Regions from separate parts of the Homo sapiens genome. Here regions 1 and 3 are each linked to region 2. A link is a contact called in ENCODE Hi-C or POLR2A ChIA-PET data. All regions are on one chromosome and are shown on one strand. The core of a region is the stretch at or near the end of the contact, and the rest is flanking DNA. Distances in the headings are between cores, read along the strand shown.

What was found. Hi-C counts contacts between places; a loop is a spot of excess contacts on that map. ChIA-PET counts read pairs that join two places held with the same protein, here RNA polymerase II (POLR2A). Pooled maps may share reads with other maps.
Region 1: a map of naive thymus-derived CD4-positive, alpha-beta T cell shows a loop between it and region 2 (18-fold over the local background). The contact joins the promoter of RETSAT here to the promoter of SUCLG1 in region 2. A Hi-C loop is called at or near these places in 1 of 168 maps with a recorded cell type or tissue (naive thymus-derived CD4-positive, alpha-beta T cell), 1 of 37 single-sample maps with no recorded cell type and 10 of 50 pooled maps. POLR2A ChIA-PET finds 5 or more read pairs at or near these places in 1 of 52 experiments (GM10248).
Region 3: a loop to region 2 is called in a map of CD8-positive, alpha-beta T cell, with 39 times the contacts of the local background. The contact joins the promoter of SH2D6 here to the promoter of SUCLG1 in region 2. A Hi-C loop is called at or near these places in 1 of 168 maps with a recorded cell type or tissue (CD8-positive, alpha-beta T cell), 2 of 37 single-sample maps with no recorded cell type and 7 of 50 pooled maps.

The regions. Positions count from the first base shown.
Region 1 is chr2:85,353,278-85,355,977 of GRCh38, reverse strand. It overlaps RETSAT (retinol saturase), which reads left to right and starts at 1,450. Exons shown (of 11, transcript NM_017750.4): 1 at 1,450-1,642. The coding sequence starts at 1,471. ELMOD3 (ELMO domain containing 3) reads right to left here and starts at 1,209. Exons shown (of 14, transcript NM_001135022.2): 1 at 1,149-1,209; 2 at 808-902; 3 at 380-423. RefSeq lists enhancers at 753-812, 447-946, 983-1,382, 947-1,448.
Region 2 is chr2:84,457,909-84,460,655 of GRCh38, reverse strand. It overlaps SUCLG1 (succinate-CoA ligase GDP/ADP-forming subunit alpha), which reads left to right and starts at 1,376. Exons shown (of 9, transcript NM_003849.4): 1 at 1,376-1,483. The coding sequence starts at 1,387. It also overlaps a transcript of DNAH6 not described here. RefSeq lists a silencer at 830-1,019 and an enhancer at 1,200-1,339.
Region 3 is chr2:85,417,273-85,419,972 of GRCh38, reverse strand. SH2D6 (SH2 domain containing 6) reads right to left here and starts at 1,259. Exons shown (of 24, transcript NM_001394463.1): 1 at 1,043-1,259; 2 at 729-944. It also overlaps a transcript of CAPG not described here. RefSeq lists enhancers at 1,639-1,798, 1,277-1,812, 1,809-1,918.

The DNA.
Region 1 (2,700 bases), core at 201-2,700, 900 kb before region 2:
GAGGTCAGCCCTCCAGGATGCCATAAAAACTGGCTGCTGGTGTCAGGATGCTTTGATTATTAACACTGAGAGGAAGAATACCTCCTGGCTCTTGGGCTTGACATGTGGCTCACTGTAATCCGGGGGACAGGGCAATGCCCCCTTAGTCCTGGCACCCCAGGAACTAAACTGCTCTCACTGTGGCCTCTGGGGCCTCAACATCTGCCTCCCCTTTCCTTTTCCTCCATCATGGCCTCCATGACAGCCTATGACAAAACACACATTGGCCAGCCTTGGCAAGGTGACAGGCGGGTATGGTAATAGCAATCTCAGGAGGGCTCTTCTGTTGCTGTGTAGAAAATGAACCAAGTAGCATAGAATCGTGACCAGCTTTCCACACCTGGCTGGAGCACTCCTGGGGCCTTCAGTAGGGACAGTTACTATCTGTAGCAGAGAAGAAAAGAGCAACAATTCCATTAAACAAGGAAGTACTCAAAGGCAAATTCCTGATAGTTGGACCTAAGGAAACGGCCTTCCTGTAAAAATGGATCCTTCTCCAATCAAGTATTCATTATGCACCCTCTTTAGGCAAGGAGGGGGTATGATTCTTCAACTGCTTGCTGGAGGTTAGATTCTCTGCATAGGAATTTAAATTAGATGGGCCCTTAGCTGATCCTTTCACCATGCTTGTCCATGGGCGGCTCCCCGTCCCCCAGGTTCCCCACGGATGGGGTGTCATTAGGGACCCGCCATAGAGGACTCCGTCCCAGGCGGGCCCCCAGGACAAAACTATGGGCCACTTTGAGGGGCACAGAGACAGACGCTCACCGGTTGTGATGCGCAGGTAACAGAGAGCTCAATTCATCATGACAACCAGTCAGACAGGGGCTGTGAGCAGCCTTTGGACAGAACTTTCGCATAGCCTGGAGGCGTAAGACGAGGAAAGCAATTTAACACCTCAAGGCAGCGAGTCCAGGGCAGAGCCAGGACCAGAACTCAGGACTCCTGTCTCCCAGTCGGGATTCTCTTTCAGTCTTACAACTCTCGGCCTTGTCTCGCCCCATAGTGATAATTTCCACCGGATCACATTCTCCCTCCCTCCTCAGGCCGGCTGCTAGCTCCGCACAGGCACCAACCACTCCCCTTGGCAAGTGTTAACGCGTTCTCACCGTTAAAAGAGCTTTCCAAACTTGGGGGTCCCGCCGCCTCGGCTAGGCCTCATCTGCTCATGCGCACAGCCGCTTCCGTGCCGGCTCCCCTGGCCCCGAGAACTACATTTCCCAGTAGGCAATGGAAACCCAAAAGAAGTACGGAGAGCCGGGAGGGTCAATCATCACCTGAGAGTTGGCTCTTCGCTGGCTGGCTGGTTAATCAGTGCTCAAAGCTGCCTCCGCCTCCTGACTGGAGAGCGAACTAGCCCGGGCGGAGCCACAGTCCTAGAGGCTGAGCGCAGTCGGAGCTGTCCCATTTACCCGACCCGACGCCGGCGTGATGTGGCTTCCGCTGGTGCTGCTCCTGGCTGTGCTGCTGCTGGCCGTCCTCTGCAAAGTTTACTTGGGACTATTCTCTGGCAGCTCCCCGAATCCTTTCTCCGAAGATGTCAAACGGCCCCCAGCGCCCCTGGTAACTGACAAGGAGGCCAGGAAGAAGGTTCTCAAACAAGGTAGCAGGAGGGACCCTGGGGTCCGGGGCTGCACTCGAGGCTTTCTCACAGATTTGGGTTCTCATTTTGCCAAGGCAGCCGCTACCAGACGTGGGCCTTAGTTTCCCCATATGTAAAGTACTAGGAGGGCTTCCTTGCACGTGGAGGAGCCCCGCTTTAGTGTGCAACACTGTCGATAGCCTTTGCCCTAGTAGGCCCCGGGAATAGTAGTCCCAAGGGTGTGGTCATTGTCCTTGGTTTGCAAGGTGTTGGCACCCGCCCTGCCACTTGTAATCCCCGTGGCTCGTGGAACTGATAATCCCCGTGACTCATTCCTCCACTTGGTTCCAGGACCTTAACTTTTTCACCTACCCTCCCATGCGAGCTCAGGGGTGTGGGGGAGCAGCACAGAAATGCGTAGGAAATTGCGTTTTGCCCGTCCGGTGATTTAACAGGCTTTGCATGGTCCCAAATCGTAAGGATTGAACCCTAGTTCTGAAACATTGGCAGAGGTTCAACAAGGCGCCTCAGGCTCAGAGCCTGCTCTCCACTCTCATCTTTAAAACATATTTTGTGGTTGCTTCTAGAGTTTAAAGAGTTCTGCTGCTTTAAAAAATAATGGATCACCTGTTTGATCTACGGAGTCCCTCTCACTTGTAAATTTTAGAATTCTCCGTGTCATATCTTGCTACACAATCGGAGACAGTACTGTTCTAAGTGGAAGGACTAATCATCTGGACTTCTGAGAACTGAGTTTTAGCTTGGACTCTGTCACTAATTTGCTGCATAACCATTAGCACCTACCTGGGCTGGTCTAAAAATGAGATGACTAGCTTAACTGCTTTTCAAACCGGATTGTGATCTATTAGTGGGCTATGAAATCAATTTAGTGAGTTGCAACTGGCATTATTTATTTATTTATTGAAACAGAGTCTCGCTCTATTGTCCATGCTAGAGTGCAGTGGCGCGATCTCCGCTCACCGCAACTTCCGCCTCCTGGGTTCAAGTGATTATCCTGCCTCAGCCTCCCGAGTAGTGGGCATGCCCAGCTAATTTTTGTATTTTTAGTAGAGACAGGG
Region 2 (2,747 bases), core at 127-2,626:
TTCAACGATGAGTTATTTGTGTAAGGCATTGTTCTAGGTGCTGGGGATACTCCAGGATACAAAACAAACAAAAATCCCCGTCTTCATGGAAATACAAATTTTCATTAAAAGTGTACTGAAATTATATTTTTTGTCATCATGCATTTTATCAATTAAATGAAACTAAACATATAACTTATCAAGCGACAGCTCAGGAATAATTTTGCTATTTAAAATAGCAAGGGATTTTCTATTTATTTGCCATAAAAATGTCCATTTTGTTATAATGGATATATCTGGAAACCACTGATACTATTTAACTCTGAGGAATTTAGTTATCACAAGAACATGATCCATGAGGGAGGAGTTTATTTGCAGTGAAGTCCAACCTGTTAATGACAATATTTGGATCATAAAGGAAGTATTGGGCAATCTCCTGGGGTAATCCCACTCATCCATCCCACAGCTCAGTGCCAATTATAATGACTACCTAAGTAAATTAGGATTGCAATTTTATTGACAATTCTGATGAGGAATCTCAGGAGCACGATTTTCGGCAGAGACGCAGATTACTTCATCTCTTGTTTACCTTTTGACTCTGGGACTCTCTGAGGTTCCTTCTAAAGCTGTTACAGAAGAGGGAACTGTTTGTCCAATCAGGGAGCAAAGTCACATTTGACCTCGAATTTCAGCCCTTAGGATCCTCAGGGAATAAACACTCATGCACTTAGTGCTAGTCAAAGACTGCATGATTATTTAACTAAAAAAATTCACATTCCAAGAAGTTAACTGTCAGTAAGATAGGTTTTGGTCTTTCTCATCACATCTTTCCCTTCACAGGCCACCAGTGCCAGTTCGAATTCCCGTCCCCAGCGGCAACCCTTCCGGGTCCAGGCACAGGTACGCGGTGAGAAATATTATTCTCTCTAATAGCAAACGAGGAAAACGAAGGGGGAAGGAGATGGGCCTGGGATACAAAGTTCTGGCACTGCTCTTCGCACCTCACCTCGCTGTTTCTTCCCTCCTAGTCTTCAAGTCCCTTGTCTCCCCGGTCTCACTGCCGCTCTTCCCTCGCTCCCTTCCCGCCGCCTCACTCAAAAGCTACGAACCAGTCGCGGCCGTCAGACTACATTGCCCACAATGCCACGCGCTGGCCAGTCTCGCGTGGGGTTTTCCCTCAGCTGCTGTTATAATTAATGTTAATCAAACCCACATTTCTAGGAAGGAGCCGAGTTATTATCTGCCTCTCCGATAGGATGCCTCTTTGTCTTCACCTGCCATTCCCGCTGTTTCGTGAAGAATCCTCTGTAAAGGGAAATTTGTTCAGGCGACTGCTGTGGCCACCCTCTGCCTCCTCCGGCCTCTGCCCCTGGGAGGTCCCCGGGGGCCTGGGAGTGTCATTGGCGTATGACCGCAACCCTTGCCGCTGCCGCTGACATCGCTACCATGGTCTCCGGCAGCAGCGGCCTCGCCGCCGCCCGTCTCCTGTCGCGCAGCTTCCTCCGTGAGTCCAGCCAGTACTGTCTTCCTGGCGCCCGCGGGTTATTGGCCCCGCCGGACCCAACCTCCTGGCCCAGGCCGCGGCTGGGCCCTCAGGGCTGGACCTCGGCGGGGGCCTGGGAGCCGCTTGGGATTCCGGCTTCGAGTCGGGGACCCCTACGGTGGAAGGAGCTTTGCTGGATACGTGGGGCGGGGGGCATGACTTAGGCCGCTGGCAGATGGAGATATTGGGTGGCTGAGCCAGGATTCGGGTCCGGGAGCCCTGCAAATTTGGGAGCTTGCTCTCGGCCCCGCGGTGACAAATGACAGGATGGGGGTGGCGTCTAGACTGGCCTTATTTGGAGTTGGGGATGAAGAGGTCCAAGGTGAACTTGGTGGGGAAGGTAAGGGTCTGGGTTGAGAGGTAGAGGAAGAGTGTCTCAGTAGGAAGTTGGGGGATGAGGCTGTCCCTAGTACGGAAAGGTCCTGCACTTCGAATTCCCCCTCTGCAGGATTGTATGTCAGGGAAAGATGGTTTCTGCACACGGAGTGGGGTCGGCATAGCCGCATAGACTACTAGAAGCTTATGGTTGGCTGGGACCTAAACCAGCTTATTTGCAGTGTCTCCACCAGGCGATTTGTGGACACATCCGTTCCCGAAAACTTAGTACCCAAGGTTGCTAGTCTTTGAGACACGCTGACTATGGAAAATTCTTGCCATATTCAAAGTCTCTGTGCTTGTCAGGTAGGTTATAGTAGAAAGAAACTTTGGAATCAGCCACATCAGGGTTTGAAGTCTGGCTAGTCCCTTTTCAGTCTGTGTAATAACCCTGGACACTTAATCTGTTTTTCAGTGTTTCCAATCACATGAAAATATTAACACATTTTAAGGGGCCTGAAGCACCATCACTTGTAAGGTGGACCATTATTTTGTTTACCACTAACAATGAAGAACGATTGCTTATTAAAACTGTGACACACCAGTGGTTGTCACATGTATCCTGGTTTTTTAAAAAGTGAAAAAAAATGTGCATTTTAGCAATGATGATGTACAGGATGATCTGGGTTCACTGCAGAATAAGTGGAGCAATTTATATAAAGCATCTCGTATGTAACAAACACTCAAAGTTAGTTTTCTTTTTCCGCTTTGCTCTTAATTCTGCTTGTACTGAATATTTTATGAGACTTAATTCCTTTCTTGAGAAGATTACATTCTGAAAGTGTACATTGATGAGTGTGCACTCAATAGCTAACACTTAGTTGCCAATCACTTGAGGACAAAGGTCTGG
Region 3 (2,700 bases), core at 10-2,509, 960 kb before region 2:
TAACAGAAACACTCAGAAAACCAAACCTTTGAGAACTTCCCAGGCAGAAATAGGCATGCTTAGAGACCACGCGACCAGTTAATATGAACCCCACATCTGCTATCAAGAGAATCTGGGCAATCTACTTTGAATATCCCTTTTGGAGCTGTTTCTAGGTGTTTAGAGATCAAATGAAATATTTCTAGGAAGTAGCTCGCCTCGAACTAACCACACAAGAATGAAATCTCACTGACTTACAAGGTCATGGCTAAACCTTCATTGACTAGGTATTTTCCTCCTTCCTTGATGATCCAGTATGTAGCAGTATATGCCCAGATCAGGAAGTGTAAAAGCTGAAAATGGAGTTGGAGACAGAAAGTCCAATGTGTTGCTGGCCACTGTGGTGTCACTGCTCCCGATACAGGTGTAACCTGAGTCTCCCGCTTGGGAGCCAGAAATCAGCTGAGAAGAGGCCTCTGGAAAGAGGCTGCCCTGGCCCAGAAGGGTGGATGAAGTAGGGCCTCAGCACAGCTCATCCTACCGAGCAGGCCGGACCCTGAGTTCCTGGCTTGCACTGAAGGGTCTGGGTAAGTCCCTTCTGTAGCGCCTCAGAAGCTCCTTGGGCAACCTGGGAAGTTAGGACAAGAGCTCTGACATTTGACCCTGAGGTGTGAGGAGAGTGCTTTGAGAGAGAGGATGCTGAATGCGAGCGCCCTGGTTATTACCTCCTGGCAGCCTCCTAACCTCACCTTGACTCTGCCATGTAAAATTGATGCCTGGGCGCAGGGCGCCGACGATGGTCAGATACCGCGGCCTGCACACCCTGGGACCTACATCCCTGACCTGGAGGACCCAGGCCTTCCCCGGGCTTCACCACGAGTCCTGCCGGCCACACAGGGACCCTAACAGACCTAGTCCAGTCTCAGGGTCTGGGCTGCTCCTCCTTCCAGGAATGGGAGTTTGCTCTAGGCGATGGAGGAAGGGTTCAGGAGGCCACTCTGCCTGCTTAGCAGGCTGTGGGCCCAACCCCCCACCCACCATCTTCATCTCCCACGGCCCCAACCTCGTAGGGAGGGCAGGGCGGGGCTCAGGTTCGCAGAGAAGGAGGGCTCGGACCAGCGACTCCAGGGCAGAGGGGCGCGTGCAGGGGTGGGGAGCTGGGTTTGCGAGGAGAGAAGGCCATCTCTTCCCCAGCAGGGTAGCCCCCACCTAGCTACCGGGATCCCACCCTGGCTGGCGCAATCTTTGCGTCCGGATCAGCACCCAAGGCCCCGCCCAACGGCCCGCTGCCTGCCGGGATTTGTAGTTTGTAGGGGAGGGGCCAAAAGGCGCGCGCGCGCGCGTGTGTGTGTGTGCGTGTGTGACTGTGTGTTTGTGAGACTGTGTGTGTAAGTGTGTCCGGGGGTCTGTTGTGGTGCTCCCGTCCCCGAGGGCCCTCCGGACCTGGGCTCAGCAAAGGCACCACAGGCCGCAGCTTCCGAGACCCCGCCCCGCGGCCCACTGCCTGCTGGGATTTGTAGTTCTTAGGGGTCTAGGGCCCAGGCTGGGGCCGGGTTGGGGCCTTACACGCGTCCTGGCGTGTGGCTCTCCTGCGTCCTCGTTTTTCTCGTGAGCCCTGGATCTGGACAGTGGGCCCGGCGCGAGGCCCTCAACTCCGGCTGGGCTCCCGGTGGCACTTTCTGCCGACCCTGAGATGTACCCGCCACGCCTGCGGGACTGACCTCTAGGTGGGCAAACCGAGGCACAAAGAGGGGCGCGCTCTGGCCGGAGTCGGCCCTCTTGTGAGAATTTGGGCTGGGAGACCCAGCCCAGGCCTGGCAGGCAAGGCTGGGTCAGGCGAGGGTCCTGGGCCCTTTCGGTGTAAGAGTGTGCAAAATAATGAACAGGCCTGCCCAGGACTGGCTCTGCACATTAGCGCTAGTTACCTTACAGGCTTGACTGATCAGATTTTTATTTGGCACCACTACAGAGGGGAGCCCAGGGAGGGAGGAAGTCTCTCGTGACCAAGAAAACCTATGGTCCACCCTGGCCTACAACTCTGCTTTAACGACAAAAATAAACCGAGTTTGGGAGGGGGTGAGGAGGAGGGGTGTTTTGTAAACTGTGAAGTCCAGGTTATGAGTGAGGTGTTATTATCATCAGGATCAGACCTCAAAGCACTGGAGGAAAGGTCTGGGCCTTCAAGAGCCTCACCTCAAAAGGGAGGGTATGGCCGGGCGCAGTGGCTCACGCCTGTAATCCTAGCATTTTGGGAGGCTGAGGCAAGCAGATCACCTGAGGTCAGGGGTTCAAGACCAGCCTGGCCAACATGTCGAAACCCCATCTCTACTAAAAATAGAAAAAATTACCCGGGCGTGGTGGCACGTGCCTGTAATCCCAGCTACTCGGGAGGCTGAGGCAGGAGAATTGCTTGAACTCAGGAGGCGGAGTTTGCAGTGAGCCGAGATGGTGCCACTGCACTCCAGCCTGGGCAACAGAGCCAGACTCTGTCTCAAAAAAAAAAAAAAAAAAAAAAAGAGCTGAGATAGCTGTTTGCATGTGAAAGGACTCACAACTGGCACTAGCATGCGGTGATAGTGGGGAGGGCATGGACTCCCACTACATGGCTCCCATCTATCCTCTGCCGCTTACTAAGTGGGACCTAGAACAAGTGATTTTGACCTACTTTATCTCTCTTTATCTCTGTTTCCTCATCTGTCAAAGGAGGATAATAAGAGGATC